2 separate regions of the Homo sapiens genome follow, and region 2 is linked to region 1. Evidence: read pairs that join two places in POLR2A ChIA-PET (ENCODE). Cell type or tissue: OCI-LY7. All regions are shown on one strand. Each heading gives the region's core, and the rest is flanking DNA. Links, peaks and the distances in the headings are about the cores only.

Region 1 (7,855 bases), core at 1,730-4,229:
TACCAAGTAGTACATTAATCTACCCTAAACCTTGGAACAAGCAATCTCTGCCCTCAAGGAGCAGCAGAGTAGTAAAGCCAGATTTATAAAAAGATTTTATTTTATTTTATTTATTTTTTTTTTGAGACAGAGTCTCATTCTGTCACCCAGGCTGGACGGCAGTGGCGTGATCTCAGCTCACTGCAACATCCGCCCCCTGGGTTCAAGCAATACTCCTGCCTCAGCCTCTCTAGTAGCTGGGATTACAGGCATGTACTACCACACCCAGCTAATTTTTGTATGGCCAGGCTGGTCTTGAACTCCTGACCTCAGGTGACCCACCCACCTTGGCCTCCCAAAGTGTTGGGATTACAGGCGTGAGCCACTGCGCCCGGCAAAAAGATTTTATAACTACATGAGAACAAGATGGCAAGTGCTGTGAGGCTCAGTCCTTTCTATTTGGTGAAGCCTTCTGCAGCTTTCTCAAGTGGAGTGGATGACCTTCTTGTCTACATTTTCTCAAAGTAGACTTGGTTACTTGTCGCCTCTATTCCCTCAGGCAGAGTTGGTCACCCTCTCTTCTGTGCTCCCCTCAGGTAGACTTGATCACCCTTTTTCTATCTCACTTACTTTGTATCCCCAACCCCTAGTACATCCTAAGTGTTTGGTGCATGTTTCAGAACCAGGTAGCACTCCTCAGGATCACTAAGCTCAGAATCTACCTACTTTCCTCCACTGGACTCAGCCTAAATGGCAATGAGCACCAGGACCAGCAGCAGTAGAAATCACCTGGTAGAGTCCTCCTGGAACTCTAGACTAAACTTTACTGCTCTAGTAAACTTTGTTTTTTCTTTCTTTCTTTTTTTTTTTTTTTTTTTTTGAGACAGAGTCTTGCACTGTCTCCCACTCTGGAGTGCAGTGGCACAATCTCGGCTCATTGCAACCTCCACCTCCCAGGTTCAAGCAATTCTCCTGCCTCAGCCTCCTGAGCCAAGTAGCTGGAATTAACAGGCGCGTGCCACCACACCAGGCTAATTTTTTCTTTTTTTTGTATTTTTAGTAGAGACAGGGTTTCACCATGTTGGCCAGGCTGGTCTCGAACTCCTGACCTCAGGTGATTCACCCACTTTGGCCTCCCAAAGTGCTGGGATTATGGGAGTGAGCCACCGCACCCGGCCTGCTCTAGTAAACTTTCTAAAATGTTTGTATTATGCCTTTTCCCCTACTGATGTACAATGGCTTCCCACAGACTATAACAGGATAAAACTGGGATACCAAGTCACTGACAGCTCTATTTCCAGCCTGACAGTAGACAGAGAACATTGCCCACAATTGTCACAGAAGGGTCCTAATATATTTTATCAATTAGATTCATTTAGGCTAATGAAATTTAGAAAACATAGATGTTCCCTGGGAGAATGAAGCCTATCAGTCATTCAGACTTACAGTATTTTAATCAAGTAATTGGAGACACGTATTGATCACTAAGTACCTGATGAGTATGGCTTAAGTATGCATATAACAAGGCAATCGAACAGTTTCCCAACTCTGAGGAACTGAAAACTTTATTTGAAGTGTGTTTTTAAAAGGAATAGTTTTAGGACAAAGTGTAGTTTGGAGGAAGACATTTGGTTCTTCCTGATACGTTTGGCTGTATCAGTGTAAAGTGAGAGCCATGGGGCATCAGGGGGACAGGACGCTGAACAGTGAGGATGGCATCCATGAGGGGTGACAGGCATGCAAAGATGTGGGTAGGAGGGACAAAAGAGAATTCTTTTTTCTTGCTCCTTTTTTTTCTTGTTGAGGATTCGGATGATACACTTTTTTTTTTTTTTTTTTTTTTTAATGAGCCATTTGTAAATCATTTAGGGTTGTCACAGCCAGCACGATATGATCAAATTCAAACCTATTCAGGTTTTCATTTTCTTCCCCACCTGCGTTAGGTCAAAAATTACTCTCACTCTAACTTGCCGAACTTGCCCCTGCTTCCCCTTTTGGGTCACTCTGCTTACCAGGGGCTGTTATGTCTCTAAAACCTGTCCATCCCCCACTCTTTTTTTTTTTTGAGATGGAGTTTCACTTTTGTTGCCCAAACTGGAGTGCAGTGGCACGATCTCAGCTCACTGCAACCTCCACCTCCTGGGTTCAAGCGATTCTCCTGCCTCAGCCTCCTGAGTAGCTGGGACTACAGGAGCCCACCACCGCACCCAGTTAATTTTTTGTATTTTTAGTAGAGATGGGGTTTCATCATGTTGGCCAGGCTGGTCTTGAACTTCTGACCTCAGGTGATCCACCCGCCTCGGCCTCCCAAAGTGCTGGAATTACAGGCGTGAGCCACCGCACCTGGCCATCCCCCACTCATTTATTCAGTCAACAAATATTCATCAAGGACCAACGTTAAAGGAACCGTGTTGGGAGGGGCACGAGTGAGCACTAAGATGGTCTCGAGGCGCATCTTATTCTTGGGGTGCTTGGGTAACTTCTCCTCCATTTAGTCTCCATTGATAGTTTGGACGTTTTCTGAATAAGCAAATCAACTGCCTGACATGAGGTATGACAATGGCTCAGGGTATTTGAAATCAGGTCTGCTCTGGAAAACGTAGTTTAACATCTCCATTGTTTATCCTACTGTCATACTGTTTCAACTATAAGGAACTGAAGAAAGCAATGCTTTTCTTCATCTGGGCGGTTGCTTTTAAGGTGAGACCAGCCTGGGCACGGTGGCTAATGCCTGGAATCCCAGCACTTTGGGAGGCCGAGGCGGGAGGATTTCTTGAGCCCAAGAGTTCTAGATTAGCCTGGGCAATATAGTGAGACCTCATCTCTACAAAAAAAAAAAAAAAAAAAAAAAAATTAGCCAGGCATGGTGGCATGTGCCTGTAGTCTTAACTGCTCAGGAGGTTGAGGTGGGAGGATTTCTTGAGCCAGGTAGTGAGCCGAGATCATGCCACTGTACTGCAGCCTGGGCACTGGGTGGCAGAGCAAGACCCTGTCTCAAAAAAAAAAAAAAAAAAAAAGACCAGCCAGACCAAGTGGCAGGAAGCGGTGGGACTGACAGTGAGAAAATCGCAGTGGGGGAGTGGGTGACACTCAGCAGCCCCACTGGGACAGAGCTCCTGCTCACACCAGCGATTCTTCTCCAGAAACCTATTCTGGCAAACCCTTGGTGAGTTTTATTTTAAGCGGCGTTTACAGACACTACTACTAGACTTTTAAATTAACAGGATATAAATAACCTTGGGCAAGGTATCAGAGAAGAACCACTGTGAGAACTCCACGACTAAAGTGTGGGCAAAGGTATCTATTAATAGATAATGAAACTGAAATCACTTAGTCTGAGCGAGAGAAAGTTTAAGATCTACCTAAGAGGGATCTTTAGTGAATAAAAAGTCACAGACGAGCAATAAACCAGTAAGAAAGACATAGTCCTTCATCCACTCCACTTTAGAATCGCTTTTTTGAAAAAATAAAGGTGGAGTTTCACCATGTTGCCCAAGCTGATCTGGAATTCCTGGCCTCAAGGGATCTGACTGCCTTGGCCTCCCAAATTGCTGGGATTACAGGCGTGCACCACTGTTCCCGGCCTAGAATCCCGATTTTTAAAAAGAGGTAATAGAATTACTCCTAATTTTGTCAAAACAAAGTTGAGAAATGAAGGGTTCCTAAATACTATCTGCTGGATATGACTTATAGAGAAAGCAGGAAGGAACCTCTGCACTGAGAGTAGGAAGAGATTTTAAAATGCCCCTAAAATGTACTTAATGCCGCACAGCTATACACCTAAAAATGATCAAAGTGGTAAATTTAATTTTGTATATTATAACCACAGAAAAGTACCCATAAAAGAAAGTTAGAGCTAACACATTTCCAATTGCTAAATAATGTCAGTTTTAGAAAAATTAATATTTCATAGCACTCAAAATATATGAAGCCACATGCTTTTGTAAGACTGGTAATATCTTTCATTTTCCTGCAAAAGCAAAGGGCTCTTTAAAGGAGACATGGAAACTGTCATAAAACAGACTTGAAGTCAGATGCAGAATGATAGGCATAGAATGGATCATCAATACACCATCTTCTTGTAGAATTTTATTCAAGGTTTGGGAGCAGTAAACCAGCGAGTGTGGTTGGGCAGGACAGTGTATTTTTTTTTGAGATGGAGTTTTGCTCTTGTTGCCCAGGCTGGAGTGCAGTGGTGTGATCTTGGCTCACCACAACCTCTGCCTCCTGGGTTCAAGCAGTTCTCCTGCCTCAGCCTCCTGAGTAGCTGGGATTACAAGCATGCGCCACCATGCCTGGCTAATTTTGTATTTTTGGTAGTGATGGGATTTCTCCGTGTTGGTCAGGCTGGTCTCCAACTCCCGATCTCAGGTGATCTGCCCGCCTCAGCTTCCCAAAGTGCTGGGATTACAGGCGTGAGCCACTGCACCTGGCCAGGACAATGTTTTTTCACATCAGGCAAAAATGTCCATGAGATCTGAGTCTAGAAATATGAATCTCTGGGACTGTATTCTCCAATTTTTCTCTTTCAGATCTTCTTTTTTTTTTTTTTTTTTGAGACGGAGTCTCGCTCTGTCGCCCAGGCTGCAGTGCAGTGGCGCGATCTCGGCTCACTGCAAGCTCCGTCTCCCGTATTCACGCCGTTCTCCTGCCTCAGCCTCTCGAGTAGCTGGGACTACAGGCGCCCACCACCGCGCCCGGCTAATTTTTTTTTTTTTTTTTTTTTTTTTGTATTTTTAGTAGAGACGAGGTTTCACTGTGGTCTCGATCTTCTGACCTTGTGATCCGCCCGCCTCGGCCTCCCAAAGTGCTGGGATTACAGGCGTGAGCCACCGCGCCCGGCCGCAGATCCTCTTTCCTTCACTCCCAAACTTAGATCTTCCAGCTTTATTCATGAAGCAATCAGTGCGCAACTAACTTTTAAACTGCAGGGAGCTATACAGTTTCCTTTCCTTCAGCTATCTTGAAGAGGCAGAACACTTGCCCTCCTGGAATACAGAGGTCTTCACTGTTTCAATCTGCTGGAAAATAACTTTACATTAAAACAACTCACGATGAGTTGTGAGAAATGTGAAAGGATTGCCTCAAAAAAAAAAATCTAAAATCTTTTAAAAATTAAAAAGGAACTGGGTGTGGTAGCACACACCTATAATCTCAGTACTTTGGGAGGCCAAGGCAGGAAGGTTGTTTGAAGCCAGGAGTTCGAGACCAGCCTGGGCAGCAAAATGAGACCCTGTCACTACAAAAATAAAAAATAAATTAGCCAGGCATAGTGGCCCACACCTGTAGTCCCAGCTACTCAGGAAGCTGAGGTCGGAGGGATCCCTTGAGCCCAGGAGTTCAAGGATGCAGTGAGCTATGATCAAGCCACTGCATTCCAGCCTGGGCAACAGCAGAGCAAGATGCCATCTCAAAAAAAAAAAAAAAAAAAAAAATTAAAAGGCTTAAAAACTATAGTGTCTACTATTTCCCTTTTGTAATTTCTGAGTTATATCCATGGGAGACAGATCTGTGTATTGGCTGTAAGTATATGCTGATATTTTCTTAGGTTCCTGCTCTGGGCATTACTAGATGGGCCACTGTGTTATTGATAAATCTTGGTGATGCCTGGTTGCTGTGTTTAACAGAAATTTCATAGCTCAATGAGTTTTGGAAACTATTTTCAGGGCCAGCTGATCATTTAAAAACCAAGGTGAGACTGATCATGCAGCCTCCCCAGCTGCCATTACAGCAGGTGCCCTGCAGCAAAAGGACATTTTGTGGCCGAGCGCCATGGCCCAAGCCTGTATTCCCAGCACTTTGGGAGACTGAGGCAGAAGGATCACTTGAGGTCAGCAGTTCGAGACTAGCCTGGTCAATATCGTGAAACCCCATCTCTACCAAAAATACAAAAATTAGCCAGGTGTGGTGGCGGGCACCTGTAGTCGCAGCTACTCAGGAGGCTGAGGCAGGAGAATTGCTTGAACCCAGGAGGCGAAGGTTGCAGTGAACCAAGATTGCACCACTGCACTCCAGTCTGAGTGACAGAGTGGGACTCTGTCTCGAAAGAAGGAAAGAGAGAAAGAGAGAAAGAGAAAGAAGGAAGGGAGGGAGGGAGAAAATTTTGGTTTGGGGGAATAAGGTCAAAAGACGCCATTATGGCGAGGAGAATGTTATTTTAGTAAAAGTCACAGACTTTTGAGATTAAGGATAGAGCCGAGAGGAAGAAAGTTATTAATCTGTTTCTCTTTCTCTAAAGACCAGAACCCAGTTCAACACACACAATAAAAGTGTTCAAAATTTGGGTCCAGGAGAGGAATTCCTGTCTAAAGAATTCCATTTGAGAGGACTGCTTGAGTCCAGCAGACTGAGGTTGCAGTGAGCCAAGATCGCGCCACTGCACTCCAGCCTGGGCGACAGAGTTAGACTCTGTCTCAAAAATAAATAAATAAATAAATAAAACAAAACAAAATAAAATAAAATGTTAGGCAGGGACCTGGCTACAGTGACTGCGGGGCTGATGAGAAACTACTGAAGTTTTGGGGGAAGCAAAGCAGAATTTCATAAGAACAGTGTATGGAGAGGAGAAACCCTGTGGTGGCTGAGGAGGCCCCGAGGCCATGGATGTCAAATTGATATCTTCCAATGGTGATAACTTTATTGTAATGGTAAATTCCACTTGAAAGCACAGACGCATGCCTCCTCCTAGTTTTGTTACCGTGTATTCCAAACAGAAAACCATTGTGGGGGTAAAGGTTCGGAGAGGGGAGGGAAACGGGGATCAAAGGGATAGAGGATTTAGTTGAATGCTCAGTTTCATCCACTAACTGAGGGAAGTGTCTAAATTTGGTCTCTTGCCTGTGAGATTAAGAATAACTCACCCTAAACTGGGTGCAGTGGCACACACCTGTAGTCTCAGCTACTTTGGAGGCTGACGCAGGAGGATCACTTGAGGCCAGGAGTTCCAGGCTGCCGTGCGCCGTGATTGCACCTGTGAATAGCCACTGCACTCTTGCCTGGGCGACACAGGGAGAGCCCTCTCTAAAAAACAACAGGCCGGGAGCGGTGGCTCACGCCTGTAATCCCAGCACTTTGGAAGGCCAAGGTGGGCGGATCACCTGAGGTCAGGAGTTCGAGACCATCCTGGCCAACATGGCGAAACCCTGTCTTTACTAAAAGTACAAAAATTAGCCGAGTGTGGTGGCGGGCGCTTGTAATCCCAGCTACTCAGGGGGCTGAGGCAGGAGAAGCTTGAACCCGGGAGGAGGAGGTTGCAGTGAGCCGAGATCGCACCACTGCACTCCAGCCTGGACGACAAGAGTGAGACTCCCTCTCAAAAAACAAAACAAAAGGAAACACAACAACAACAACAACAACAAAAATCCCACCCTAGAAAGTAAGAGGACTTTGAACAATGCTACCTTGAAGCCCAGCTCCAGCCTCCTTTTGCAACCTAATGAATGCTAAAAAGCCTATTCAATGCTGTGGCAGTTTTTTTGTTTTGTTTTGTTTTTTTGAGATGGAGTCTTGCTCTTGTCACACAGGCTGGAGTGCAAGTGGCGCGATCTCGGCTCACTGCAACCTCCACCTTCCTGGGTTCAAGCGATTGTCCTGCCTCAGCCTCCCAAGTAGCTGGGATTACAGGAGCCCGCCACCAAGCCCAGCTGATTTTTTTTTTTTTTTGTATTTTTAGTAGAGACGGGGTTTCGCCATGTTGGCTAGGCTGGTCTCAAACTCCTGACCTCGTGATCTGCCTGCCTCGGCCTCCCAAAGTGCTGGGATTACAGGTGTGAGCCACCGTGCCCGGCCGTGCTGTGGCAGTTTTAAAAAAATGATGTGGATATGCAATTTTTTTAGAAAATGATTTTTAATATCATGTCTCCCTTTAAAAAGTGTA
Region 2 (7,855 bases), core at 2,683-5,182, 160 kb after region 1:
TAAAAGACCTAAATGTAAGCTAAAACTATAAAAATCTTAGAAGGAAACAGGGGTGAATTTTCATGACCTTGAATCAGCAATGGATTCTAAGCTATGACACCAAAAGCACAAGCAACAAAAGAAAAAAATAGAGAAATTAGGCTTCATTAAATTAAAAGTATTTTTGAATCAAAGGACACTAATAAGAAAGTGAAAAGAAACCCCACAAAATGGGAGAAAATATGGCTAGTCATATATCTGATAAGGGTATAATAATCCAGAACATATTAAAAATTCTACAACTCAACAACAAAAAGATAAACAACGCAATTCAAAAACGGGCAAAGAACTTGAATAGACTTTCTCCAAAGAAGATATACAAATGGTCAATTAGCACATGAAAATATGATCCACATTGTTAATCATTTGGCAAATGCAAATCAAAACCGCAACAAGATATCACTGCATACTCACTAGAATCAAAAGTCAGGATGAAAAAGTCAAATAATAATAAGGGTTGGTAAAGATGCTGAGAAATTAGAACCCTTATGCTTTGCTAGTGGAAATGTAAACTGGTGCAGCCACTGTGAAAACAGTTGGTGGTTCCAGGCCAGGCATGGTGGCTCATGCCTGTAATCCCAGCACTTTGGGAGGCCAAGGCTGGCAGATCACTTGAGGCCAGGAATTCAAGACCAGCCTGGCCAACACAGCGGAAACCCCATCTCTACTAAAAATACAAAAAAATTAGCCAGGCATGGTGGTGGGCGCCTGTAATGCCAGCTACTCAGGAGGCTGAGGCAGGAGAATCACTCGAACCCAGGAGGCAGAGGTTGGAGTAAACCAAGATCACGTCACTGCACTCCAGCCTGGGCAACAGAGTGAGACTCTGTCTAAAAAAAAACCAAAAAACAAAAAACAAAACAAAAAAAACCAGGCCAGGCGCAATGGCTTATGCCTGTAATCCCAGCACTTTGGGAGGCCGAAGTGGGCGGATCACCTGAGGTCAGGAGTTTGAGACCTGCCTGGCCAACATGGTGAAACCCCATCTCTACTTAAAAAAAAAAAAATACAAAAATTAGCTGGGCATGGTGACATGCACCTGTAATCCCAGCTACTCAGGAGGCTGAGGCAGGAGAATTGCTTGAACCCAGGAGGAGAGGCTGCAGTGAGCTGAGATTGCACCACTGCATTCCAGCCTGGGCAGCAGAGCAAGTCTCTGTCTCAAAAAAAAAAAAAAAAAAAAAAAAAAAGATCAAGGCCATCCTGGCCAAGATGATGAAACCCCGTCTCTACTAAAAATACAAAAAATTCACGGGGCGTGGTGGCATGCACCTGTAGTCCCAGCTACTTGGGAGGCTGAGGCAAGGGAATTGCTTGAACCTGGGAGGCAGAAGTTGCAGTGAGCCAAGTTTCCGCCACTGCACTCCAGCCTGGCAAAAGAGCAACTCTGTCTCAAAAAAAAAAAAAAAGAAAAAAAACAGTTGACGGTTCCTTAAAAAGTTAAACATGGAATTATCATATGGTCTAGCAATTCCACTTTTAGGTACATACCCAGGACAACTGAAAGCATATGTCTACACAAAAACATGTACATGAATGTTCACAGCAGCATTATTCATAACAGCCAAAAAGTGGAAACAACTCAAATGTCCATCAACTGATGAATGAATCGATAAATTGTGGTATATCTATATAATGGAATATTATTTAGCCATTAAAAAGAGTACTAATATACCATAACATGGATGAACCTTGAAAACATGCTAATTGATGGAAGCCAGACTCTAAAACTCACATATTGTATGATTCCATTTATATCAAATGTCCGTAAGTGGCAAATCCAGAGACAGAATGCAGGCTGATGGTTGCCAGGGATTAGTGGGAGGAGGGAGTAGGAGGTGACTGCTTAAAGGGCATGGAGTTTCTTTTTGGGGTGATGAATACGTTCTGAAATTTAGACAGTGGTGATGTTTGCTCAACTTTGTGACTATACTAAAAACCACATTAGTTGTGCTTTTCCAAATGGTTGAGACCTGGTGCAGTGGCTCACTCCTGTAATCCCAGCACTTTGGGAGGTCCAGGCAGGAGGATCCTTTGAGCCTAGGAGTTGGAGACCAGCCTGGGCAACATAGCAAAACCTATCTCTTAAAAAAAAAATTAGCTAGGTTGGTGGCATGCGCCTATAGTCCCAGTTACTCGGGAGGCTGAAGTGGGAGGATCACTTGAGCCTAGGAGATTGAGGCTGCCATGAGCCATGATCATGCCACTGCACTCCAGCCTGGGTGACAGAGTGAGACTTTTTTGTCTCCAAAAAAAAAATTAAAAATAAAAAACATCATTATAAAAAGAAAAACAAAAAAAACAGGCCAGGCTCGGTGCCTTAACACCTGTAATCCCAGCACTCTGGGAAGTTGAGGCAGGCAGATTGCTTAAGCCCAGGAATTTGAGACTAGCCTGGGTGACAGAGTGAGATCCTGTCTCAAAACAAAAAAACAAACAAACAAATAAAATTGTTGAAATATTAAATTTTATGTGATGTGAATTTTATTTTTTATCTTGTATTTATGTATTTATTTACTTTTGTAGAGAAAGGGTCTCACTTTGTTGCTCAGGCATGTCTCAAACTCCTGGCCTCAAGTGATCCTCCTGCCTTGGCCTCCCAAAGTGAGCCACCAAGCCCAGCCTGAATTTTACTTCAGAAACAAACAAACAAAAATTGATCTCAGCTTTGAAGAGACAGCAGCAGACCTGGCTTATTATTCCTAGTTCAATATCTTAAGTGTGTCTTGGGAAGCCAAGGCCCTGAAATGATTTTGAATTATCAATAGCTAGTCATTTTCAAAGGCTCGTGCTTCGGTTCTGACAGCTTTGGTTTAAGCTGAGAGCTAATTGTGTGGGGCGTGTAATTCTGCTGAGCTCATCCATTTCATCCATCTCCAGTGAGATGATGCTGGTGCGGCCTGGGGTGGGTGGGCAGGCCAAAAGCTAGGATGAGCTTGTTGTTGATGGATAGTCACCATTTATGTTCACCAGAAGAGACTGGCAGGATCCTATGCATTCCTAACATGCAAAAAAGATGGTCAAGGTCTTGCAGCCAACCCTGAGGCTTGGCTTCTTAAGGGCACTGACAGTTGATCCTGATATGGAAGTGGAAACTTGTTAGTGGCAGGGCAGTCTTAATGAGGACCTCTCCTTTGCACCTTTGACACCCTTGATAGTCAGGTGCCTAAGCAACCAATAACAGGGTTTAATGATCATTTGTGTTCCAGGGACCATGAGGCATGAGCTCAAGTGTCTGCTTTAAGTGCAAAGAACCTGTTAGATCACTGACCATTATTTTTCTTTTTCTTTTGTATTTGAACAATGCCACCATGGCAGTTTAATTAGAAGACAGATAGTGTCACAGCACTTAAAGTTGATGACAGGCTTTCATCCACACGTGCCAATCAGCATCAGACAGTGGGGATGGCAGCACCCTGCTTTATTGTTAATGAATTGATTTTATTAACCTTCAGATGCTTGGATTGTTTTTAAAGATCTACTCACAGCAACTAACTGCAGCAATTTATCTGGAACATTGCATGAATTTGGCTTGAATATGCAATGAAGACTTCTGTTTCAAAACAGCAGCAGTGAACTTCTACAATCTATAATCAAACAATAGAATGATTTAAGGCACATGCTGCTAATTTGCCAAGCATTCTTGCCCCCTAATGTTGCACATTTAGATTATTTCCAATTTTTGAGCTTTATCTTCCGCTCTAGCTATTTCCTTAGAAATATTTCCACTGGTGGAATTACTGGATTAAAAGATGAGAGGCTGTATAAAACACTCATTATATTTTGTCAAATTGACGTAAACTTTCTGAAGAGCAATTTACCCTTCCACCCACAGCATATGAAAATGTCTCACCATACATACTCTCAAGAGCGCTGGTTACTACCTTTTAAAAAATTTGTAGTTAATTTGAAAAGAACTGATTATCTGTGAAGCTTGACATTTTTCCATAAATGATTTTTAGGCATTTATATATCCTCTGTGGATTTTCTGAGTTATTTGCTCATTTTCTTTTATGATGCTCATATTTTTCTTAATTTGTAAGTGCTTTTACATATTAAGAATTTGCAGGCTGGGCGCGGTGGCTCACACCTGTAATCCCAGCACTTTGGGAGGCCGAGGCGGGCAGATCACGAGGTCAGGAGATCGAGACCATCCTGGCTAACATGGTGAAACCCCATCTCTACTAAAAACACAAAAAATTAGCCAAGTTTGGTGGCGGGCATCTGTAGTCCCAGCTACTCGGGCGGCTGAGGCAGGAGAATGGTGTGAACCCGGGAGGCAGAGCTTGTAGTCAGCCAAGATCGTGCCGCTGCACTCCAGCCTGGGCAACAGAGCGAGACTCCGTCTCAAAAAAAAAAAGAATTTGCTGGTGGGCTGGACATAGTGGCTCATGCCTGTAATCCTAGCACTTTGGGAGGTCCAGATGGGAGGATCCCTTGAGGCCAGTTTGCAACCAGCCTGGGCAACATAAGACCTTTTCTCAACAAAAACTTAAAGAATTAGCCAGGCATGGTAGCATGTTCCTGTAGTCCCAGCTACTCTGGAGGCTGAGACAGGGGTATCACTTGAGCCCTGGAGTTGGAGGTTACAGTGAACCATGATAGATAGTGCCACTTGCACTCTAGCCTTGGTGACAGAGTGAGACCCAGCAAAAAAAAAAAAAAAAGGAATTTGCTGGGGTATTTTAATTAATAATTTTACAGCCAATGTCATTAATTAAGCTACTAATGATTTTCTTTTTGTTCTATCTTCATTAGGTTTTGGTATCAGGGTTATAAGCGTATCACAAATGAAATGGGAGACCTTTCTAGCTTTTCCTACAATGCAGAAATATATATACTATGTATTTAATAAACTTACTATACTATGTGTAGATATTTCTGTTCTTTTCTTTCTTTGTGTATGTTCCATATGTTTATTTTATTACTCTTTTTCTAACTTGAGTTGAATTCTTTTTTTGGGGGGTGGGTGGGGGTAGGGGCAGGGTCTCGCTTTATCACCCAAGCAGGAGTACTTTGGCACGATCACAGCTCATTGCTGCCTCAACCTTCTGGGCTCAAGCAATCCTCTTGCTCCACTATCCCCCCCTGCTTTTTTTTTTTTTTTTTGAGACAGAGTCTCACTCTGTTGCCCAAGCTGGAGTGCAGTGGCACAATCTTGGCTCATTGCAATCTCTGCTTCCCAGGTTCAAATAATTCTCCTGCCTCAGCCTCCTGAGTAGCTGCGACTACAGTCATGTGCCACCATGCCCAGCTAATTTTTGTATTTTTAATAGAGACAGAGTTTTACCATGTTGGCCAGGCTGGTCTCGAACTCCTGACCTCAGGTGATCCACCTGTCTCGGCCTCCCAAAGTGCTGAGATTATAGGTATGAGCCACTGTGCTCGGCCTCATGTTTTGATTTTTTTGTAGAGATGAGGACTCACTATGTTGCCCAGGCTGGAATTCTTTTTAAATAAAGGAAAATACTTAAACCTATAAAATTTCCTGGGTAGAGATTTGACCCTACACATTGGATATAAAAAGTTTCCACTTCCAATACTTTGTAAATAGTCCAATTTTCTATTATTTCTATTATTTTCTATTGATTAAATAATTATTAACTTTTAAAGGAGATTTGTTTTTTCCCCATAAACATGTGTTACTAATGTAATTTTAGTGCATTGTAGGGCAGGAACTTGCTTTACACAATGGGAAAATATAGTGGTATTTTCTTTGTGACCTAGTATAAGATTAATTTTAGTTGCTGAAGTTCTCACGATCTAATAGCTTAGCTTAACAGACTTTAGCACAGGCCTTTTTATTTGTGGGAGGCAGATTGTTGAGTCAAAGAGTACTCTTTTCTCTGAAATTCACGCTGTCTTCCCCAGGCCCATTGATGCCATTCTAGTTCCATCTCTTATCTCTCATTTGGACAATTCAGTAAACTCATAATTGGTTTCCCAGCCTTTAGTGTCTGCCACCCCATTCCTCCAAAATGTCAATAAAATACCTATCTCCTGTTCAGAAGGCTTTGATGCTTTTGCAATTTAAGAAATTGACGTCAAACATGTTCTTAATGATATTCACAGCTCATCCCAATCTCTCCACATCTATCTTTTCAGGCCCACCTGTGTCCCACCCTCAACTCCGCTGTCTCCATGTTCTAGCCGCTTCCTTGAGCTATAAGCTGTTGCCTGAATTTCATGACATTCTCACTTTACTTATGGAGGTAACATTTATTTTTTTTTTCTTAATTTTTTTTTTTTTTTTTGAGATAGAGTCTTGCTCTGTCACCTGGGTTGGAGCGCAGAGGCGCAATCATGGCTCACTGAAGCCTCAATGTCTGGACCCACAGGATCCTCCTACCTCAGCCTCTGAACAGCTGGGACTACAGGTGCAGCCCCATCATGCCCAGCTGATTTTTGTATTTTTGGTAGAGGTGGGATTTCGCCATGTTGCCCAGTCAGGTCTCAAACTCCTGGGCTCAAGCGATTGGCTTGCCTCAGCCTCCCAAAGTGCTGGGATTACAGGCATGAGCCACCATGTCTGGCCCTTAGAAACATTAGGAGACCTACTATAGACACTGGTGTAAATTTGGGATATGAAGGGGCTGTCATGTAGAATGAGAAATAATGACAGTTAGAAATATTAGCTTGGCTGGGCACAGTGGCGCATACCTGTAATTTCAGCACTTTGGGAGGCCAAGGCAGGTGAATCACTTGGGACCAGGAGTTTGAGACCAGTCTTGGCAACATAGTGAGACCCTGTCTCTACAGAAAATACAAAAATTAGCTGGGCGTGGTGGCATGCACCTGTAGTCCCAGATACTGGGGCAGAGGACAGGACTGAGGTGGAAAGATCGCTTAAGCCAGGAGGTCGAGGCTTCAGTGAGCCATGATCGTGCCACTGCACTCCAGCCTGGATGACAGATTGAGACTCTGTCTCAGAAACAAAAACAAAAACTAAAAAACCCATAAAAAATAAAACAACCTAATGTTTCTAAGACTTTACTCCTCTATCAAGTCACGTCTCCAGAGAGCCTCATTTTAAGGGGCACTCTTACACCTGATAGAAATACCTTCCCATAACTAGTATTTAGAGTGCAAGCTCCAGGCATAGACAGCCTCAGCATTCACTAAGCACCAGTGTGAGAAGTGGTCATGAGGAAAATACTCAACCTGCTTTCAAAAGCAGCATTTAAAAGTTCTTTTTACAAAATTTAGATGATCAATTTCCCTTGGCATAAAATGCATGGAAAACTGATAGCTATTAATAGCCTGGTGTGCTTTCAATTAAATTATTACAGATGTGTAAGCCATGGTGTCCTTCTCTTGTTTTGGCTACCAGAAAGCTCAGGATGCTATTTCTTCCAGGGCTAGCTTTTACAATGTGCCCAGCAAGCTTTGTGACTTAAACTGTTTCAGCCTCAGTTTCTTCATCTTATAAAGTGAAAGTAACCAACAACTACTTTGCAGAGGGGGGTTTAAGGAGCCAAATACGGTGTCTGGCAAATTTGTTCAACAAATATTTATTGACTTCTATGTATAAGACACTGCCCTCAGTGCTAGGGGTCTAATGACAGGTCCTTGCCCTCCCAGAGCTCACATTCTAGAGGGAAAGCCAGGACTAATAAGTACACAAATACACAGCTGATGGCAAGCAGACCACAGTGAGCACCAGGGAGGAAAGAAAGCAGGGACATGATGGAGGGTAACCAGCTGTAAGAGGCAACCTGTGTTAGACGGTACAGGTGGAGAAGACTGCTGTGTGCAGGAGAAATTTGCAGTGAGACTTCAAGGAAGAGAATAAGCTCGCCACATAAAGAGGAAACAA

What was found. Peaks named below come from ENCODE experiments on the same cell type or tissue, not always from the same donor. Only the 100,000 strongest peaks of a DNase experiment are listed, where the experiment ranks them.
Region 2: POLR2A ChIA-PET joins it to region 1 with 17 read pairs; 2 of 35 experiments call an interaction of 5 or more read pairs at or near these places.

What each region holds. Positions count from the first base shown.
Region 1 is chr4:153,434,776-153,442,630 of GRCh38, reverse strand. No RefSeq gene overlaps it. Among named protein-coding and RNA genes, the nearest start is that of TMEM131L, 28 kb to the left of the region's middle. In OCI-LY7, for the core only: CTCF peaks have their summits at 2,716 and 2,917 (motif pointing right); DNase peaks (open chromatin) are centred at 1,970, 2,489, 3,010 and 3,679; H3K4me3 peaks cover 2,500 bases; H3K27ac peaks cover 2,500 bases.
Region 2 is chr4:153,277,236-153,285,090 of GRCh38, reverse strand. The region is part of intron 3 of TRIM2 (tripartite motif containing 2); the gene reads right to left. Among named protein-coding and RNA genes, the nearest start is that of MND1, 64 kb to the left of the region's middle. In OCI-LY7, for the core only: no CTCF peak of the experiment used is centred there; no DNase peak of the experiment used is centred there.